4 separate regions of the Homo sapiens genome follow, and regions 1, 2 and 4 are each linked to region 3. A link is an interaction called in ENCODE POLR2A ChIA-PET data of the cell type or tissue named here. Cell type or tissue: HepG2. All regions are shown on one strand.

Region 1 (5,000 bases), 150 kb after region 3:
GGTGTTTGCCCTCATTTCATAACTCCACTGAAATAAACACATGGACATTTGACATCTGCACTAAACAGAGATTGTGTAGAAGTCAGATAATCCAAAATGAGAAATAATCCAAAAATGCTAATATCTGGTTCTTAATACATTTTAGTAGTAATATTTATGATGGTTTTGTTTCATTATACTGGAATAATAAATTCACCCTATGAAAGTCTAGTTGCAAAAGAGGTTAAAAAAAAAAAAACTTCTTTACCTTCTGATCTCTCACCTACTCCCCATTCCAAGCTCACACATACACACAAAGTTTCATTTCTTGGGTGGGGCAAAGCATCAGCCTAAGCAGAAGTACCTTCTCACATTATGGTTCTCCCTTCTTGCTGAGATGAACAGAAAACTGTGTAGGCATCAAGTCTTTCTTCTAGGCTACAAGCTACATATACATGAGAATATATATGGAACAAAACTTATCAATAAAAGATTAAGCTAAACAGATGAGATAAATCAAAATTTGAAAGTAAATGTGTCATTAATTACTGACCTACAGACTGGCTTAAAAATACATTAACTTTTGTATTATAACACTTAACTGTAAAATAAATATAAAATGAACATAAAGACAAAATATCTAAGAATATATACACAGTCATGTGCCACATACATAATATAGATATATCAATTTCACATTGAAGCATTTAAAGCTACTGTTCCCTCTAACTTATTGATATACTATTATAGGAAGAAACACATTACGAGTTACCAAATGTGAAAACTAAGCATACAAAAACCCAACTGATTTCAGTTGTTTAATAATATACTGAAATCCTCAAATCCCATGATACCTGCTGTTAAGAAGTAGACCCACTCAGAGGCAGGCTGAAGAAGATATGGCTTTGTCAGAGTAGAGTCATGAATAAAAGCTTCCTATCTTACCTACTAAAATACCTGAATTCAAAGAGAGGTTAAAACTCTACTCCCAGCAAGGTGAATACCACTGCCACTTAACACCCATTCCATCCTCCTTCTAATGTGCTTTCCTGAACTGCCAAGGATGGAGAGGTAAAACTCTCTTGGCCAGGCATGGTGGTTCATGCCTGTAATCCCAGCACTTTGGGAGGCTGAGGCAGGCAGATCACTTGAGGCCAGGAGTTCAAGACCAGCCTAGCCAACATAGCAAAACCTCGTCTCTACTAAAATACAAAAGTTAGCTGGGTGTAGTGGCACACACCTGTAGTCCCAGCTACTCAGGAGGCTGAGGCACAGTTGTTTTAACTCGGGGTGGAGGTTCCAGAAGCCAATGTTCTAGATATTATTTGGAATCCACCAACCAAATGCAATTAGAAGGCAGAAGGTTCTAATGTTTCTGTTGGCAAGTACAGTCATGACAATGTTGAGTTCTTCTGTAGCAGTGTTCCAGTTATGACTTTGTGAGTTGTGTTTTTTACTGGTTTGTTTTTTGCCAGTGAGCATGTCAAACAGACACAGTGTGGCTCCAGAGTCCAAAGCTGTGACAGTAAAAGCTACTTAATCCCTGAATCTCAGTTAAGGTGGTATGTTGCCAGTGCTGGCTTCCAGATTTGCCGCCTTCCTGTGTCAGGAACAGCAGCACCCTAGGCAGCCAGTTAAACATGCTCTGTGAATCATCCCTGGGAGATCTCCCTACCTAATGCCCCATTTTTCTAACCCTCTCATTGATTTTAAAACACCAAATTCCCATTACTAAGTCCCTTTTTGCTTAAAATAGCTAAAGCTGTGATACAGTTTGGCTGTGTCCCCACCCAAATCTCATCTTGAATTGTAGTTCCCATAATGCCCATGTGTTGTGGGAGGGACCCGGTGGGAGGTAATTGAATTACGGGAGTGGTTACCCCATAGTGCTGTTCTCGTGATGTGAGTGATTTATCACAAGAGCTGATGGTTTCATAAGGGGCTTTTCCCCCTTTTGTCCATCATTTCTCCTTGCTGCCACCATGTGAAGAAGGACATGTTTGCTTCTCCTTCCACCATGATTGTAAGTTTCCTGAGGCCTCATCAGCCCTGCAGAACTGTGAGTCAATTAAGCCTCCTTCTTTTATAAATTACCCAGTCTTGGGTCTGTCTTGATTAGCAGCATATGAACAGACAAATACAAGATGTTTCTGTTTTCCGAAGCTGAATTCCAGTGTATCCAGGAAAACAAAAGAACAGGGGAAGGTCTAGGGACTAAGAAAATGAGCCAAGTGAATACAGACATCAGGATCAATAAGTATTTCTAAGATAGGTTGGGAGGAGAGGGAGATGGTGATGAGGAGAGCAGTGACTAAGAAGTTATCTAGAAGCACTGCTCTACTTTTCTCTGGCTCTATGCCAGAAACAGGATAGTAAAAGTCATTTACAACTTATTGTCTTTTGCTCTTTCACATTCCAAAAACACGCTAAATAAACAGAAATATGGATTGGTTGGAAGAAAGTGAAGGTCATCGGACATTCTAAAGTGCATAGCTCTGGTAGACATGAATGGGGGCCTTGGTGGAAAGGCATACCTAAGGTTAGCCTTTATGCTCCTGTATGACAAAGATGAAGCACTTACCTGGAAATTTTTATCCGGATTTTCCCTGCTTCCTTCTTTTTGTCCAGAGAAAAGAACGAACCCTTTCTAGAGTTCTCTTTGAAAAACACCACTATCTCAGTGGTTCAGACTGAAAATCTCTTCATCACCAATCTCTTCCTCACTCCCAACAGTAATGACTATTTCTGTTCATTCTCCCTCCATGATGTCTCTCCTGTTCACTGTATCTTCTCTCAACTGAGTCCTGTGATATCATCTTTGCTGGTCCCTTACCTCCAGACCCTCCCTCCTTCAATCCAAGCCACATATCCCTGCAACTGTTGTTATCAGTCACCCCCTCTGCAAACATCTCACTGACTACACACACAGTATATACAACCCAAGCTCCTGACCCTGGCAGTAAGGGTCTTTCACAGTCTGGGCACCATCTGCTTTGCCAACTCTGCTTCCTTCCCCCAACCTTCCACCCAAGCTACATTTGCAATGCAAAAAAAATGCCTTATGTGCTGGGATTACTCCAGGAGCAATAGGGGAAACAGGCAAAATCAACAGGCCATTATAGTAATGAGTGGCTATGGAAATGGAGAATGATGAGAGCAAGACCTTCAGATCTCAATTCCTCCACGAGACCTTTACAAATCCTCCTCTACCCAGCCCAGATTCATGTCTGACTCCCTGGTTTCCCTGTTGCATTTGATCTGCTCTTTCATTACACAATATACTGCATTCTATTCCGTATGCCTTTTTCACAGTAGAGCATAGGCTTGTTTGGGAGAAAAAGTGAGACTTACTCATTTTCTGTCTCCCAAAAATTTGAATGGAGTAGGTACTAAATAAATATTGTTGAATTTTGGCTGAGTAAGAAAAGTCTCACAGCCAAAGCCAGCCCCAGACTCTGCCCTGGGAAGCAGAATCATTGGTAAGGCAGGAGATGCTGGGTAGTTCTCAAAGTGTATTCCCTATCGAGCATCATTAGTATCATATAACAACTTGTTAGGAATGTAAGTTATTGAGCCCCAACACAGACCTAATGAGTCAGAAACTCAGGAGCTGAGGCCTAGCTATCTGTGTTATAGCCAGCCCTGAAGGTGATTCTGTGCACTCTGAAGATGGAAAACCACTAAGGTACTCAATCTTTCCTAAAACAGCCTAATCATAAGAATATCCTGGGATGAAATCAAATCTACACCTTCCCAGACCCCTTCTCTGAAGATTCTAATTCAGTAGGTTTGCGATAGATCCTGGGAATTGATACACTTATGAAACAACCCAGATGACTCTTATCCTCAAGGAAGACTAAAAATCACTGATATAGTGGAAAGAGTGAGCCTTTGGAATGAGGTTAAAAAACAGAATTTGGGCCCCTCACTGTGCTATGTTTCCTCTTCAGTCTGTTTCCTCATTTACAAATGGCAACAGTGATTGAGTTTTTCAGAGTCAAATGTCTTAGAAATCATGTATGTGAAGAGGCTTGTACACAGAATATGCTAAGAAAGTGATTGATATTACAACCATTATTGTTTATGATCATTGAGGGAGTTGAATGAAGGAAACAAGCCCACCTCTCTCAGAGTGAAAGTTGAACCTCCTTTTGGGTCAATATTGGTCTCCCATGAGGCCAGAGAGAGAAATATATTTGTGATTGTATGATGCTGTTAAAGAAGTTTGGAAAACATTTGTTCTAAGCTGTGAGTACTCTGAAAAAATCTCTGCACACATCTTCTATGAGTTACATAAAGGTGACTGTGAGCTACATCTTGTGAAGCATGGAGAAGGGATCTCCCTCCAACAATCTTCCCCTACCTTGGTATGACCCCAACAGAGAGGTTCTCCATCACAGCTTCACTATCTCTTCCTTAACAAATTTATCTTGCTCTTTGGTATACAAAAGCCTGAGAGAGGCTTCACAGGATGTTGCTCACAGTCACTCTTAGGTAACCCATAGAAGATGTATACAGGGAAATTTGAAGAGTGCTCACATACAAAAGTTTCATCAAAGTCAATCTCACATGCAATGGTTCTATTCTAGATACCATTTTTTAAAGTGCTCATAGCAAATCGCTAAACTGATTTCACAACCCACTCACTGGGTCGCAATCCACAATTTGAAAAACATTAACTTACAGAGAATGTTGTTTAAAAAGCAGATGCCAAGGTCTGGAAAAAGCTTTAGGTTTTCATCTTCTTGAAAATATTAATCTACAAATAGCTTTCTTTAGTCCTTTATAATTTTTTTCTTTGAAATCTGCAGCAGAGGCATATGAATATTATGTATGTTTTAAAAAGATCAGAAAATACAGTCTTGATAAAATCAGTCTATAGAAGAGTAAGTGTATAACTATATAATTTTTTTTTTTTTTTTTTTTTTTACAAAACATGATTGGGAAGGGGAAAATTGTATTTGTAATCATCGTAACTTCATTGCTACATGCAAACAGTGACATCTGGTGGAATGATACTG
Region 2 (5,000 bases), 140 kb after region 3:
CAATTATTTACATATATAAATAACTTCTGTAGTGACATCCAATTAATCCTAATTATGGCAATAACTGGTAATTTACATAAATGGCCAGTAAAATTGAATGTCATAGCCAATTATACAATTTATTTATTAAATAATAACAACAACAATAATAGAGAAAACCCATTCGGTATGTTACCTCATATTTTGGATATAGAGTTTCCTTCATGACAGATTCTGGAACAGAGAATTTAGGTGCAGCTGTATTCCAAAACAACTTCGTGAATTCTGGATAAGCATACATCTTTGAAAATAACATAAAAGGTTATTAGAAATGGTAAGAAATGGCCTTGAGAGTAAAAACTCAATCTCCTGTCAAAATTATTTTTAGTTGCTGAGAATTTTTGGTTCCACAGCTTCTGAAAATATGGATAAGAATTTTTTTACAGCCATCAGGTTAGCAAAAATGTAAAAGTCTGCATTACCAACTGATGCTAAGGACTTGGGGAAATTTGTAGAACACGCTGGAGGCCAATTGGCCATATCTAGTAGAGTAGAAAGTGTACGTGCCACATCTTCCTGGAATTTAACTTCCAGCTATATAGTGTAGGCAAATTCTTGCACACATGCATGGGGAGATGAGTATGGGATATTCACAGAGCATATGAAATAAAAAATTAAACCAAATCTAAATGTCCATTAATAGAGTAACATAAATAAAATGTGGTATACTCATAAACACTATAAAACACACTAAAACACAAAAATTATGATCTAGAGATGGATCTTAGAAGCATGGTATTGAGAAGAAAATAAGCAAGTTTTAGAAAGAATCATATAAAACTATGTCATTTATATAAATGTATCCAGAAAACACAAAAAATGTATTATTTATTGGTTAGGCTCACGAATACATCTAGTAAAGTATAAACTCATGGACTGGAAAAACTACTATAATTGTACCAGTAACTGCTGGGTAGGGAGGAAGAGAAATGGAATTAAGAAGTACAAAAGGCCTTAATTTAATAATTTTTAAATTTTTATTTTAAAAAACATGAAACAAGTATGACAAAATGTTAACATTTCCAAAATCTTACTAACATATTCTCAGGTGTTTGCTAGTGTGGTTTCTGTATTTCTTTTCCAAATAAAAATTAATCAGGCCTAGGAGATTTTTTTTTAGGGATGTGAAACTCTTCTGTATGATCTGGAATTGTGGCTACATGACATTATACATTTTTAAAAACCCATTGAACTTTGAAGCACAAGGGGTGAATTTTAATGTAATGTAAATTTATGCCTACAGCCATACCACCCTAAATATGCGTGATCTCTCCTTTAATATGAATTTTTTAAAATCATTTAGGAGGTCAGGAGGAATCCCACGATGGAATGCAGAATGTCATAAAACAATCTAACTGTATTACAAACGTATGAAACAATCTCACCCAAGGGGGTGGGAGGAAAAGTTACTTTGGAAATGTGTACATAAAACCAAAGGCAAAAGGAACTGTGCACATAGCATTATACAGTAGGTAATAAAGTTGTATCCCACAGGATTATGAATTAACAATTCTGATACTTCTATGCACGTGCACTGGCACTGAAAAATTTAATAAATTGAGGGAGAATTATGGAAGCCTGGTTTGTCACTGCTGGAGTAGAAGTGCAGTAGAAAAAAAGGAAGGAAACTAGAATGACCCATGAGGTAGATTAGAGTTGGATGCATCAGTAAGAACTCATATTTAGCTTACTATAGATACAGATGTTTACATATAGAAATATGTATAGATACATGTATTTATTTATACAAGTTTGTGTACACACATATATTTCCTTGCTTTGACAGCTGACAAGACCTAGAAGCAACAATGCCCAGTAGAAACAAACACACCTACTGCCTGGATCTTAGTTTTTAATTATATTCCCCAATAAAGAGACCCAGGGCTCCTTGTTGAAATGGCTGATTCTAGGACTGGGGCAGGAAATATGCAAGATGAACCTAGAATATCTAATACTGCCAAAAATTAAGAAAGTGTTCTAAAAAAAATCCCACAATGATAGGGTGTCAAAAGAGACATAGAAGCCATCTGAAGGAGTTCCCAATGGCCAAAGATCAAATAATTTTATCAAAACTAATAATAATAATGTAGTACTGTATTACAACTCAAAGTATAACGTAAATATTCACAAATCATACTGATATAAATAAATGACTGAGTAAATAAATGAATGAGAAGAATAGACACACTTCCTATATAGAAGAGTTCTAATAAATTTTTGTAGACACTCTACCCTCAAAGAGGTGGAGCATAACCCCCCACTTCTTAGGTGTGGCTGTGTATGGTGACTTTCTTCTGAATAATATGGAAAGGGGAAAAAAAGACAGACTTTAAATGAAGAAACCTGGTAAACACTACCTAGCCAGGTGATCGAGGTTAACATCAACATTAATAAATCATGTCGATAGTATATACCCGATACCTGATGAAAATGGCACTTTTTAACTCAGTGGTCTTCCTCCAAAAATCACATAATCGAATCAAATCAGAGAAACATCATGGCTGGGTGTGGTGGCTCACACCTGTCCCAGAACTTTGGGAGGCCAAGGCTGGAGGACCATTTGAGGCCAGGAGTTCAAGACCAGCTTGAGCAACATAGTAAGACCCTACAAAAAAATTTAAAAATTAGCCAGGTGTAATGGCATGTGCCTGTAGTCCTAGCTACTCAGGAGGCTGAAGTGGGAGGATCACTCGAGCCCTGAAGGTCTGCTCTCAAGGGAAAGTACAGATGCACCTTCAGGAGAGAATTTATTAAATTAAACTAGTAAATAAGACTAACCATGGTAAATTGGTTCCCACAGCAATGCTCAGAACTTTCTGAGAAGAGTCCTAGGAAAATATTAGAAGCAACAGGGGTAGTAGCTGCCAGAACTTGAAAGGACAATGGCTGTTGCATAGCAAACTGAATGATTAACTCTGCATCCTGGGTTAATTTGTGTTTAACAGTTCCTGCATACCTCCTAAGGCCATGATGCATACTACGAGCTGATGCAATAACTCTTGTTCATACTGATGACCCAAGGTCAGAGTATTCTGTTCACTAAGGGAAAGAGACATGCAAATTAGTTTCAGGGTCAAGGTAAATTTCATTTAAATGAAACCTAAGGCAGAATATCAGTTTTCAAAATGTAGTCTGAGACCCTGGGGGAGATTATTTGCCTTTTTCACTATGTTAACATTTGCACTGAGGGGGAAAAAATATATATATATGTATATATATATACATATATACATGTGTATATATGTGTGTGTGTATATATACATATATATATATATATATATATATATATATGGTGAAACTCACAGTGCCAAAGCATGAATCAAGACAGCAGCACCTTAAAAATGCCCACCAGAAAGAAGGAAAAATTTTAATTTTATTCAATCTCCACACATCTTAATATTTAATGTGATTAAATGAGAAATACAAACAAAATATATCCGTGGCCATGGTGAAGTATGATGGCGGTTTGGAGGAAATGCATGTGTGCTATTGTTTGAGTTGTGAACTGAACTAGCCTCCATTTTCATTTAAGAAAACAAACATCAAACCATGTTTATTGAGAGTTGGGTATATGGCAAGATTTTTCTTGAAAAGGGATGAAGCAAACTGGTCACTTCAAATAAAACACCCGAGTGTATTTGTGACACTGAAAAAAACTGAGCTTTTGAACAAAAATTAGAATTTTGGAAAACATGTGTCCCTTACCATGATTTTGCAAGGTTCCCAATGCTAAAGAACTTTTCTGACAATTTTAAAAATAAGCTATTTTGATATTGTGTATTATACTGAAATGTGTCAACATTTGAAGAGTTAAATAACTGAAGAGTATTTTCCAAATAACCAATGTGTGATGTTATTTGAAATAATCCATGAGTAAAAGAGCCATTCAAAGTACAAGATAAAACAATAGATTTTAACATAATAAAGTATGAAAGTCATCAATACAGTTTCAGATTTCAATTGCAACAAGCTTTTTTATTGTACAAATCATCATGTAACAATTATCTTTTTAACTGAGGCTACATTTTTTTTCTTATTTTTCTTTTTTTTTTTTCTGTTCCACTGACCATAATTTCTTTATTAGGATTTTTATTTTGAGATAATTGTAGATTCACAGGCAGTTTTAAGAAATAATACAAAGATATCCCATCTTCCCTTTATCCAGTTTAGCCCAAAGACAACATCAGGCAAAACCATAGTACCATATCATAAACAACATGTTGACATGAAACAGTCAAGCTACAAAACATTTCCATCATCACAAGTGATCCATCTTGTCCTTTAAAGTCATACTCATCCTAACCCCCATCCTGAAAACCTGGAAACCACTATTCTATTCTTTATTTGTATAATTTTGTCATTTCGAGGAAGTTATATAATGAAATTACACAGTATGTAATCTTTTAGAATTGGATTTTTCAGCCCAATTCTCTTAAGATTCATTGTTATCGCATGTATGAATAGTTAATTCCTTTTTATTGGTGATTAGTATTCCATCTGTGGATGTACCACAGTTTTCTTAACCCACTGAAGGTTATCCAGAGTGTTTCCTGTTTGAGTTTTTTTTTTTTTTTTTTCACTGTGCAACCTGCTTCAGTGTTCATAGCTCATGGGTAAGGAGGCTGAGCAATGGTTCAAGGCTGCAGTTTACTCTGGCAATGGGTACACTGTGAGAAGCCCACAGAGAGTTTGGCTTCTATTAATAAAGCTGTGATGAATTTTGTGTACAAATTATAATGTAATTATAAATTTTCATTTCTGTAAGGTAAGCGCCCAGGCATGCAATTGCTGGGTTGTATGCATGCCTGGACAGACACTTTATCTTACAGAACTGCATGCATACTTTGGGTTTTTTTCTAATTACCAAACTGCTTTCTAGAGGGCTGTACCATTTTACCTTCCCAAAAACAATATATCAATGATCCTATTTCTCCTCCACTTCCTTATTGGCATTTGGTGTT
Region 3 (5,000 bases):
TGGGTATCCCTTACCCCTTCAATCTGGGGCCATCTGTTAATGTGTTAAGTGATAGAAGTGAGATGCTGTGGTTTCCAAAGCTGAAGGTCATAATAATCCATGATGCTTCCACCTAGGTCTCTCTGAATGCGCCCATTCTTGGAACACTCATTGTGTTGTGAGAAGCCCAAGATTCATGCGGGCATCTTGGTTGACAGCCCCACCCATGCTCCCAGCCAGCAGCAAGCAGCACATGCAAGCCATGTCAGTGAACCCAGCAGAGACTTCCAATGACTCTAGCCCCAGCCACCACTTGCCTGCAAGTGTGTGAGAAATCCTGAGGACAGCCCAGCTGAGTGAGTCCCCATCAACCCCTAGAACCATGAGAGATAATGCAAAATGTTTGTTATAAGCCACTAAGTTTTGGGATGGTTAGTTACACAGTAATAACATAACTTGGGTATCTAACCGTTCAGCTTGCCTACAAAATAGGTGTTCTCAGTAGATGCGTTTCTTAGTCAAATAGAAAAGAATTCAACCTTTTCAGGTAAAAGTCTTGACACCATTATTTCCCTTTCCTTCTTCTCTATTCTAACTTACCCACTAGACTGTAAGCCCCATCAGTCTAGAGACTGTGCCTGGTCCCATATCCCCAGCACATTTGCTAGTACATAATACTGACTCAATAAAGATTTTGTAAATAAATTACTGAATGAATTATTTTGGAAATTATTACTGAACCATAAAATTCACTTCTTAATAAAATTTCATGGATTCTCAGTAACAGTTTTTGTTGCCAACTCAACCATATTAGAATAGTTGTTATTGAGTGCATAGGTGCTAGATGTTATATTTATCATCATTTTAACTCTCATAATAACACTACGAGATATACATCATTATTCACTTTTTATAAGAGGAATAAACCAAGGTTGAAGAAAAGTCAAATTCCTGGCCCTATATCACAAAGTTTGAGAGTTTAAGAGTCAAGATTCTTAACCCAGGTCTCTAAATGCCCCGACTTATTTCACTCAGCAAACACTGCTTCCTTATTAATTTTTGTATTTTTTTGTTATCTTCATAGGGCTAGGAACAGGCACACAAAATTATTTTTGGGGGAAATTTTTTTCCCCAAAATTATTGTTTGGGGAAAAAAATGAACTCTCAGGCCACAGATCATGACAATATTTTCTCTCCTCTGCCATCTTCACTCTTTGCCAAAATAGGAAACAAATCAGAAAATATGGAGAGGATGGGGCGTTGTTTTATCTCTCTGCTCTGGGCAGTCACCTAACACAGAACACAGATCCTCAACCCTAGCTTTACAATAGAATCACGTGGGAGCATTAAACATTATTTCCTGCCTGTGAGCCATCCCAGACCAATAGAATTGGAAGTTCTGGTGGCAGGCAAAGGCATTCCTGCCTCTTTACTGCTCTCTGATTCTAAAATGTGGCAAGCCGTGACCCACTGCTGTAGGAATTCTTGCAGTGAGCAGGTAAGGCCCATTATCTATCAGAAAAATGATCCAAGGGTTTGGATGTAACCAACAATTTTCACTTTATGCAGTAGAGTCAGCTCTTGCTTGCATGAAAATGCATACTACAAACTTCTAGTTAAGAGTAGTAGGAAGACTGTGGTCAGGCCTCAAATCTCAACCTCAAAGCCACGAAGCATTGACTGAGAAATAAGCCAACCTCAGTCCAGAGGCCTTGCAAAGTTCTAAAGCCTCTTCAACTGTTAAATCAAGTTTATGTAACCAATTTTCTCCCTATAGATGACACCCAGAATACTACTCACTCTTGTCTGTTCTTTATTGCTTTGGGGAACAAATGAAATCCTATGAGATAAAAATAAGAGTATACTTTGGAAATGGAAGAAAATAAAGGAATTGGATTCAACAGTAATTGTCCACAGAAGTTTGTAGTAATTTTTAAAACTACCAAAATTCTTAAAACCCACCTGCAATTGTGCAATAACTTCCAATTCCCTCTCCTGTTTTCCACCTAAGAACTCAGATACTCAGGTCTCATGAGATGATTTGGAAATCCTTACTCTGAAATCCCTGGAGAAGCCCCAAATTGTAGAGAAATGCTGTTCTCCCTACATTCCAAGTAGCACACTGGGAAGCCTTCCTTCTGTGTGGGCAGGCGAGCTGGCTCAGCCCATCCTTCTGAACGGACTTCTCGTTCTGCTGTTGACAGCATGGAACCGTGTAAACTAAAGGCTTCTTCACATTTATTCATGCAGCTCAGCTCCTGCCCTGTTGACGATCCTAAGCAGATGTGCAAGTGCCCAAAGACAATTAAACTATGATTCATCCTTCAGGACGCCTGCTAAGGCAGGCTGCCTGGCTGTGAGTGAAAACATATTTTAGCAGTAGCTGATTTTTTCCTTTGGTTGAGGACCAAGTCAGACTAGGCATGGCTTTGAAGTTATTTCTGTCTCGGTGGATTAGAGGTATCAAAAGAAGCAGCTCCACAAACCTTTTAACAAATATTTACAATTCTGCACTAAACAACCTCCACTGTACCTTAACCTTTACCGTCTTGTGAAATGCTTGCCAACCTCCCTGCCAAACTCATGCACTTGGCAGAGGAGGAGAGAGGGCAGCAGCTCAAAGGAAATGAAGTACAAAACAGTGAAGCATCCAGTCTTTTTGCAGTGGAGGAGAAACAAGGCCTTGTTGTGCTGGCCTGGCTGCAGACGTGGATACCCTTCCCCTGTCCCCCGTCCTACCCTGTCCCTGCAGGCAGGCACTCCTCCGCCCCCAGAGAGATATTTCACTTGCTCAATCCAGATACTGGAGGGACAACCATATTCACCTCAATCAGTCTTGGGGCTGCCCTAAAGCCAAAGTTTCCAGAGGTGACAAAGGTGGCTCCTATTCAGTGCAGGAAGGACAAAAAACAATAGGCTCAAACTGCAAAAGAGAGTGATTATGAGGATGCCATGTTTGCACCCGTTAGAAGACCACAATACTTTGCATAGTTTATAGTAAGCCTCTCACATTGGATGTATTTTAATGAAAACGCTTGTCACAGAATATTTTGGTTGCTTCTAAAATGCTGTACAGATTACTTAAATGGATGACATCGACATCTTTTTTATTTTTAGGACTCCTCATTGTGAACACAAAGATCTCATAACAAAAATCCATAGAGAATAAAAGGATCAATGAAAGCAGCCAAAAGGCAGGATCCCATAGTTGATGAGGTGAAAAGCGGCAATCCGGCGCCTCTTTCCCCTCTTCCCTGACTTCCTAGGAACAAGTACCAAGTACTGCTTACCTGTGGAGTCAGCCCCATGATGAGATCAGTAGAGGAGACCCATAGGAGGGGTGAGCATTAGTGAGGTCCCCCAAGTGGCTTTAATCAGCAACACAGAAGTCACCAAAGGAAGGCAGAGCTTGAGAGGAACAGATGGCAGCTGCTGACATAACGGCAGCCAGGGTTTGTTCATGAAGCCCACTGACATGGTACCCAGCGACCCCCCTGAGCTTACTGTGAGACTCTAAAGCCTCACAGCCACGATGAAGGCAAGAACCAAAAGTAAATGCCTATATTGTAAACAGGACCACCAGCCTTTACCTCTGTCTTGTATAGCCCAGGGAACAAGCATTAGTAGATGAACTCAAAGATTTGGTGGCTAGGGTTGTAGTCAGGCATTTCATTCATTCACTCACTCAACAAATATTTATACTCCAAAGCACTGGGTTAAATGCTTTGCAAAACAAAAATAAACACAGGTCCTTCCACTAAAAAGCTTACCGTAATCACTAACAATAAGTATTAATAGACGGATCTATAATACAGGTTAAAAAAAGTTTCATCATATAGTTAAAGATCAAACCTGCATTTGGTTCTTGGTGAGGAAGAGAGATGATCTCCAAATTGTGGAATTAAAAAGATTTTGGGTAGGAGCTCAGGATTCCATCAAAAAGTGGGCGAAGGACATGAACAGACACTTCTCAAAAGAAGACATTTATGCAGCCAAAAAACACATGAAAAAATGCTCATCATCACTGGCCATCAGAGAAATGCAAATCAAAACCACAATGAGATACCATCTCACACCAGTTAGAATGGCAATCATTAAAAAGTCAGGAAACAACAGGTGCTGGAGAGGATGTGGAGAAATAGGAACACTTTTACACTGTTGGTGGGACTGTAAACTAGTTCAACCATTGTGGAAGTCAGTGTGGCGATTCCTCAGGGATCTAGAACTGGAAATACCATTTGACCCAGTCATCCCATTACTGGGTATATACCCAAAGGACTATAAATCATGCTGCTATAAAGACACATGCACATGTATGTTTATTGCGGCATTATTCACAATAGCAAAGACTTGGAACCAACCCAAATGTCCAACAATGATAGACTGGATTAAGAAAATGTGGCACATATACACCATGGAATACTATGCAGCCATAAAAAATGATGAGTTCATGTCCTTTGTAGGGACATGGATGAAATTGGAAATCATTATTGTCAGTAAACTATTGCAAGAACAAAAAACCAAACACCGCATATTCTCACTCATAGGTGGGAATTGAACAATGAGATCACATGGACACAGGAAGGGGAATATCACACTCTGGGGACTGTTGTGGGGTGGGGGGAGGGGGGAGGGATAGCAGTGGGAGATATACCTAATGCTAGATGACGAGTCAGTGGGTGCAGCGCACCAGCATGGCACATGTATACATATGTAACTAACCTGCACAATATGCACATGTACCCTAGAACTTAAAGTATAATAAAAAAAAAAAAAGTAGTACACGCAAAGATGGTGCAGAAGGCATTCTCAAGGAGAAACAGTGTGAGTGATGATATTGAGGAGGAAAAAAACATTGGACCTACATTTTAAAGAAAGTAGATGGTTCCATGTGCCTGGGCAATGATGTATAGGAAATAGTGGAAAATGTGGTCAGAAAGTGGGATAGTCAGGAAACGGAGGGCCAAGGGTGCCAGATCAAGGAATCTGATTTTCAGATCATAAAGTAATGGAAATCATGA
Region 4 (5,000 bases), 170 kb after region 3:
TGAGTAGCTGGGACTACAGGCCCGTACCACCACGCCCAGCTAATGTTTGTGGTTTTAGTAGAGATGGGGTTTCCCAATGTTGGCAAGGCTGGTCTCAGACTCCTGACCTCAAGTAATCTGCCTGCCTTGGCCTCCCAAAGTGCTGGGATTACAGGCGTGAGCCACTGCGCCTAGCCAAAAATCTCCTTTCTTAATCCCCAGTGCCACCTGTAATCCAATCAACAAATAATTATTGAGCACCTACTATATGCCAGATTCTGTGCTAGGTCCTCTACACACATTTTCTCTAATTCCCACAACGAAGCTGTATTGGAGGTATAATTATCCTTATTTTGGGTAGGTCACAAAATTAGTGGGTAAGCCCTGGCATCCAAACACAACATTACTGGCTATTGGCCACATTTCTTGCCTATTAGTGACTTCTGGGTGGAAGTGGCCCTTCTCCAGAAGTACTCCATCCCTACCTTCCTACTAAAGCTTATACAACCAAATGACCTTCTTTTCATCAAATCAAATCCAATCCAATCAGCTTTAGATCTTTAGGTCATGTTCTCTTCTGACCCCCAAAACACAGCTGAGAATATGAATAACTTGTTGAAATTGCTCTTCCTTCATGGGCCTTTAAAGCTGCAATATCCCAGATTTCCATCTACCTCTCAAATTCATCATAATATGACTTAGCCATTGGTTTTCCTTCTCCAGTTTCCAAACTGGGTGTGGCTTCTGAGGTTTGAACTTCTCTTTGTACATTGGAAAAATCATCTTTAGTGTTTCAGCTATTACCTCTGTGCTGAGAGCTCCCAAATCTTACCTCTAATATCACTACCTCAACTAGATTCCTCCTTTTGAAGATAGAAAACATCTTTGACCCCTCTCTCTTTCACCTGCACATCCAATGCAAAACTGAGTTTCTCCCCCGCACAGGGTTGCTCAGGTGTGTTCCTTCTCCATCCTCACTGCCAGCATACCCTTCATCACCTCAGCCTGCGCAGGCAGTCGTTCACCAGTTGGGTTGAGCACGGCAGCCTCTGTCTATTCCCCTCTGCAAAATTCTACCAGATTGATCTCCTTTAAGTGCTCCCTTACCCAGCAAATTGATTGGTTGTTGCTTACTGCATTTGGCTAACTTCCTTTCTCTATGTTTCAAGGCTCCTAGACTTTGGACTTACTTCTAGCATAGTGATTAAGAGTACAGACTCTGGAGTCAGACTGCCTGGGTTCAAACACTGTTTACAATTCTCACTTGGTCATAAGCAAGTCAATTAATTTCTTTATACTTTGTCCTGGATACAGTTGCTTTAAGAAAGAAGAGTGAATGCATTTAGAACAGTGTCTCTCACATGGCAGAAGTTAGCTATTCTCATCAGTTTCCAGGACAAATCATAGGGCTACATCTGTCAGTCCCTTCAGTTATGGATACAGTGCTGTCTACTCTTTTGTCCATGTCTAAATATTCTTCAAACAAGACCTCAAGGACAGACTTCTCTGCCAAGTTTATCTTTTTTTCTTTTTTACAAACTGTCTCTTTTTGTAAGTTGCTCTACTCTTGTGTCACCCATTTTAACCTTTATCTAGAGGGTTAATGCTGGTCTGTCCACTGACCACTCAATATGGCTGGCACTGATTCAGAGATTAGCATGGTGTAAAGAATATAGACTTTGGAGTTGGCTGGGCCTGGATCAGGATCTTGGTTCTAACACTTGCCAACTGTATTACTGACTTCTTTAAAAGTCTTCTGATAAATGAGGATAAAAATCCCTAACCCTTGCCTTTATAAGAACTGATAAAAATAGAAGATGTGTAATTCCCAGCCTGCAGAAATATCTCAAGAAATGGTTTATTTTTAAGGTTGTTACTATTATTTTGTACTACACAGCACCTGACCCATTGCCAGGCCCCATATGGACACTATTGAATCATTAATAGAGAGTGGTCTATGGCATTTCCAAAAGAGCATAGGGCCTAACAAAAATAGGATATGAAATGTGTTCATGTGAAAGAGGAAAAGAGAGGTAAGTCTAAACATTTAGAAATGCCTGAGACAAACAGGCCTAACTGGAGGAGTGAAAGGGGGTGTCCAGAAAGCCAGGACTCCCAGGTACTCTGGGCTCCTAACAAAGGGCTTTTAAAATAGAGGGGAAAAAAAAGGTGTGCTCTGATGTCAAGCTCACCTACACCATCATTCTACCTGAGACAGGTCCTGGCTAGTGGAATGTGTTTGAGATTACATTACTGATTTTTATATTTTCTTTAAAAAGCATCACAACCAATCTGAATTCCCATGCACCCATTATAGTCTACTAACATTAAGCAAATAAATTTCCCTTGGTTATTTACCTAAATAACAATATGCTGCAATAGATGTTTGAATTCCCAAGAATACAATTTAATTTGAGGGCTAGTGAGAAAATTTAGGTTGAAAATTGATTAAAGAAAAAGGAACAGTAAATAAAAGACTTTCAGAAACATTTTCCTAAGATTCTCTTTTATTATATAATTTTTAAAAAATCAGACTTTTATTCCTCTGCATCTCATTCTATTTCTCACTAATGAAAATTTCTAATTTTTGTTTTAATGAATTAAAGCAGTAATATATATATATCAACAAGATCTACAAATATTTTTGGCATGCTCAGGAAAGGCTGTGTGTTTTTATAGCACACTCTTCTTAAACAGGACTATTTGTCATTCTTTGAAACACTAAGACATAAAAAAGAAAAGACTCTGACTCTGTGTGTGGCCATACTACTCTGCTTAATGCACTAAATGCAAGGTTTTTTAGAAAAAAAAATCAAGAAGTTTCTGCTTCATTGATAATCTGACAGTAACTATTTATTGAAGGTAAAATACTTGTTGTCTGCTGTGACTATTTGTTTTAATACATAATCTTGCTAACTAAATGAGCTTAAAGCAATGCAGATAAGCAATGGTATGTACAGGGTCACTTAAATGCCAATTTGACTGTTTCATAAACTTTGGAATTCTTTTCCCATGAGTCTATTCTCAGCTACTAAATTGTGAGTAATATCCATTTACAAAGTTTGAGCTGGCCATAAAAAGGCTGTCTTCCATGTCCAGCATACCTTTCAGTTAGTTCCCTAAGCAACAACAAAAGCTAATAATTAAAGCTTCTTCAAACCCCCATTAAGAGTTAAATGAAGAAGAATCTAGAAGAAACTAACCCATAAAAACTTAGTGGTGAAATAAGGAGAAAATCAGAGTTTCAACAAGGTGACTAGCAAAATGTAAATCATAATCTAAATTGCATTTCCACACTATTATTTAAAATTGTGGTTGTATTCCTGTGTAACGAGAAACTCCATTAAAATTATGGATGTGAGGATGAAGCATGATATTAATGGTAGAGAAAAATAATGCCATCTAAATTACCAAGCAGATGGCTTATGCACATTTTGTGTTGGCTTGTTTTTTATTTTATCATAAAAAAATTAACCAATATAATAAGCAATTGATCCAAATCAGGCATTACAATGACCAAAAATATCAAATCTAACATGCTAACATTTAATTTTCTTCAGTCTCACAAACAGTTATTTTTTCCAGCTATTGTTACATCATGAAAGTAAGTACATTTGTCAAAAACAGAAAAAGAAAAAAGCATAAAGTATAGCACTAACTGTAAAATCTGCCACCAACTTTTCCTGTGAGAAGGTTTAACTTAGGTCTCATATATGAATTTCTAAAACATTTAGTTTTCTTTTTTAAAAATGTATTTTCATGTCTCTATGCTACTGAATAACTCCTCTCCCAATAGAAAAATTATAAATTTAAGAAAATTACTTTTTATGTAGTTTTTTATCACAAAGAGGTTTTGAAGACTTTCTTGGTCTCAGTGATTTACGTTTCCGCATTCGCTTAATTTCTTTTCCTTCGATTTGCAAGAATTCTGGTGATTTTGCCTTTAAGAAAATATAAAGTGTGCTGTTAAGAGAAGATGTAACATGAGAGTTAGATCTTTCTCTCATATTTAGCGAGTCACCTAATATTTAAACTCCAGATTTCTATGTATATGTTATAACAGAATGCTAAAAGTAAATTGATAGTTTCCTCTAAATCCATTCCTAAATTTTACATATATACCTATATAACAATAAAAATATTAGTATCATGTTTATTTACAACATTTTTATTACCTTAAAATTATTGAAGAATAAATATATTTTCCCTCCATAAGTGCACTCTTCTTTATTGGTATTTGTAATAAAACTTGCCCTTATTTCCTTAAAGTTTGGCATGACTGCTGGTTACAACCACAAGCTAAAAAAAACTTTAGTGCTTTATATTTTTGTTTTGATCAGTTTATCAGAATAAACTTATGCAGAATTCATGGTAATCACTCATGTAAAGATATTTTCTCTGTGGGTTTCTCTATATTTTTTTGAGATTAGATTTAAGGAAGAAATCAGGGAGGCCCTCCTTGGGAAAAGCTATGGTTGAATAAGTAGAAGGTAGCCAGATAAAAGGAAGTTAATTTTTTTATGTTAGGTAGGGTTTAGGTTTGATACAGTAGTAAAGAAGGAGCTATTGCAACTTCTTGGGTGATGAAGTAATGAAGAATAAAGAAAGTTCAATGAATACAGAGCATTCCACCTAACCATCTTGGTAATCTGAATTTCCTGTATGGTATTTCCAGGAAAAACACTGAAGTTTTTCACATTTGCTACTAAATCTCGTCATCCCATATCTATGCACTTACTTTGTGGATCCTAAGGCTATCCTAATTAAATTTCATCTGAGATCTGACTAATCAAATCTTTTTTTAATTCTTAATTTTTGTGGGTACATAGAAGGTATATATATTCATGGGGTACATGAAGTGTTTTCATACAGGCATGTAATGCATAATAATTACATCATGGAAAATGGAGTATCCATTCCCTTGAGCATTTTTCCTTTGTGTTACAAACAATCCAATTATACTCTTTCAGTTATTTTTAAATATACAGTTAAATTATTACTGACTGGCCGGGTGCAGTGGC

What was found. ChIA-PET counts read pairs that join two places held together with the same protein. Peaks named below come from ENCODE experiments on the same cell type or tissue, not always from the same donor. Only the 100,000 strongest peaks of a DNase experiment are listed, where the experiment ranks them.
Region 1: POLR2A ChIA-PET joins it to region 3 with 80 read pairs; 6 of 35 experiments call an interaction of 5 or more read pairs at or near these places.
Region 2: POLR2A ChIA-PET joins it to region 3 with 10 read pairs; 4 of 35 experiments call an interaction of 5 or more read pairs at or near these places.
Region 4: POLR2A ChIA-PET joins it to region 3 with 17 read pairs; 4 of 35 experiments call an interaction of 5 or more read pairs at or near these places.

What each region holds. Positions count from the first base shown.
Region 1 is chr14:37,709,601-37,714,600 of GRCh38, reverse strand. All of the region lies in intron 7 of TTC6 (tetratricopeptide repeat domain 6), which reads right to left. Among named protein-coding and RNA genes, the nearest start is that of TTC6, 120 kb to the right of the region's middle. In HepG2, a CTCF peak has its summit at 4,982 (motif pointing left); DNase peaks (open chromatin) are centred at 1,473, 2,410 and 4,990.
Region 2 is chr14:37,720,178-37,725,177 of GRCh38, reverse strand. TTC6 (tetratricopeptide repeat domain 6) reads right to left here. Exons shown (of 33, transcript NM_001310135.5): 9 at 176-280. Among named protein-coding and RNA genes, the nearest start is that of TTC6, 130 kb to the right of the region's middle. In HepG2, no CTCF peak of the experiment used is centred here; a DNase peak (open chromatin) is centred at 3,007.
Region 3 is chr14:37,862,714-37,867,713 of GRCh38, reverse strand. No RefSeq gene overlaps it. Among named protein-coding and RNA genes, the nearest start is that of LINC00517, 37 kb to the left of the region's middle. In HepG2, a CTCF peak has its summit at 2,555; DNase peaks (open chromatin) are centred at 1,379, 2,493 and 3,309; H3K4me3 peaks cover 1,608 bases.
Region 4 is chr14:37,695,637-37,700,636 of GRCh38, reverse strand. TTC6 (tetratricopeptide repeat domain 6) reads right to left here. Exons shown (of 33, transcript NM_001310135.5): 6 at 3,802-3,920. Among named protein-coding and RNA genes, the nearest start is that of TTC6, 100 kb to the right of the region's middle. In HepG2, no CTCF peak of the experiment used is centred here; DNase peaks (open chromatin) are centred at 1,186, 1,446 and 2,966.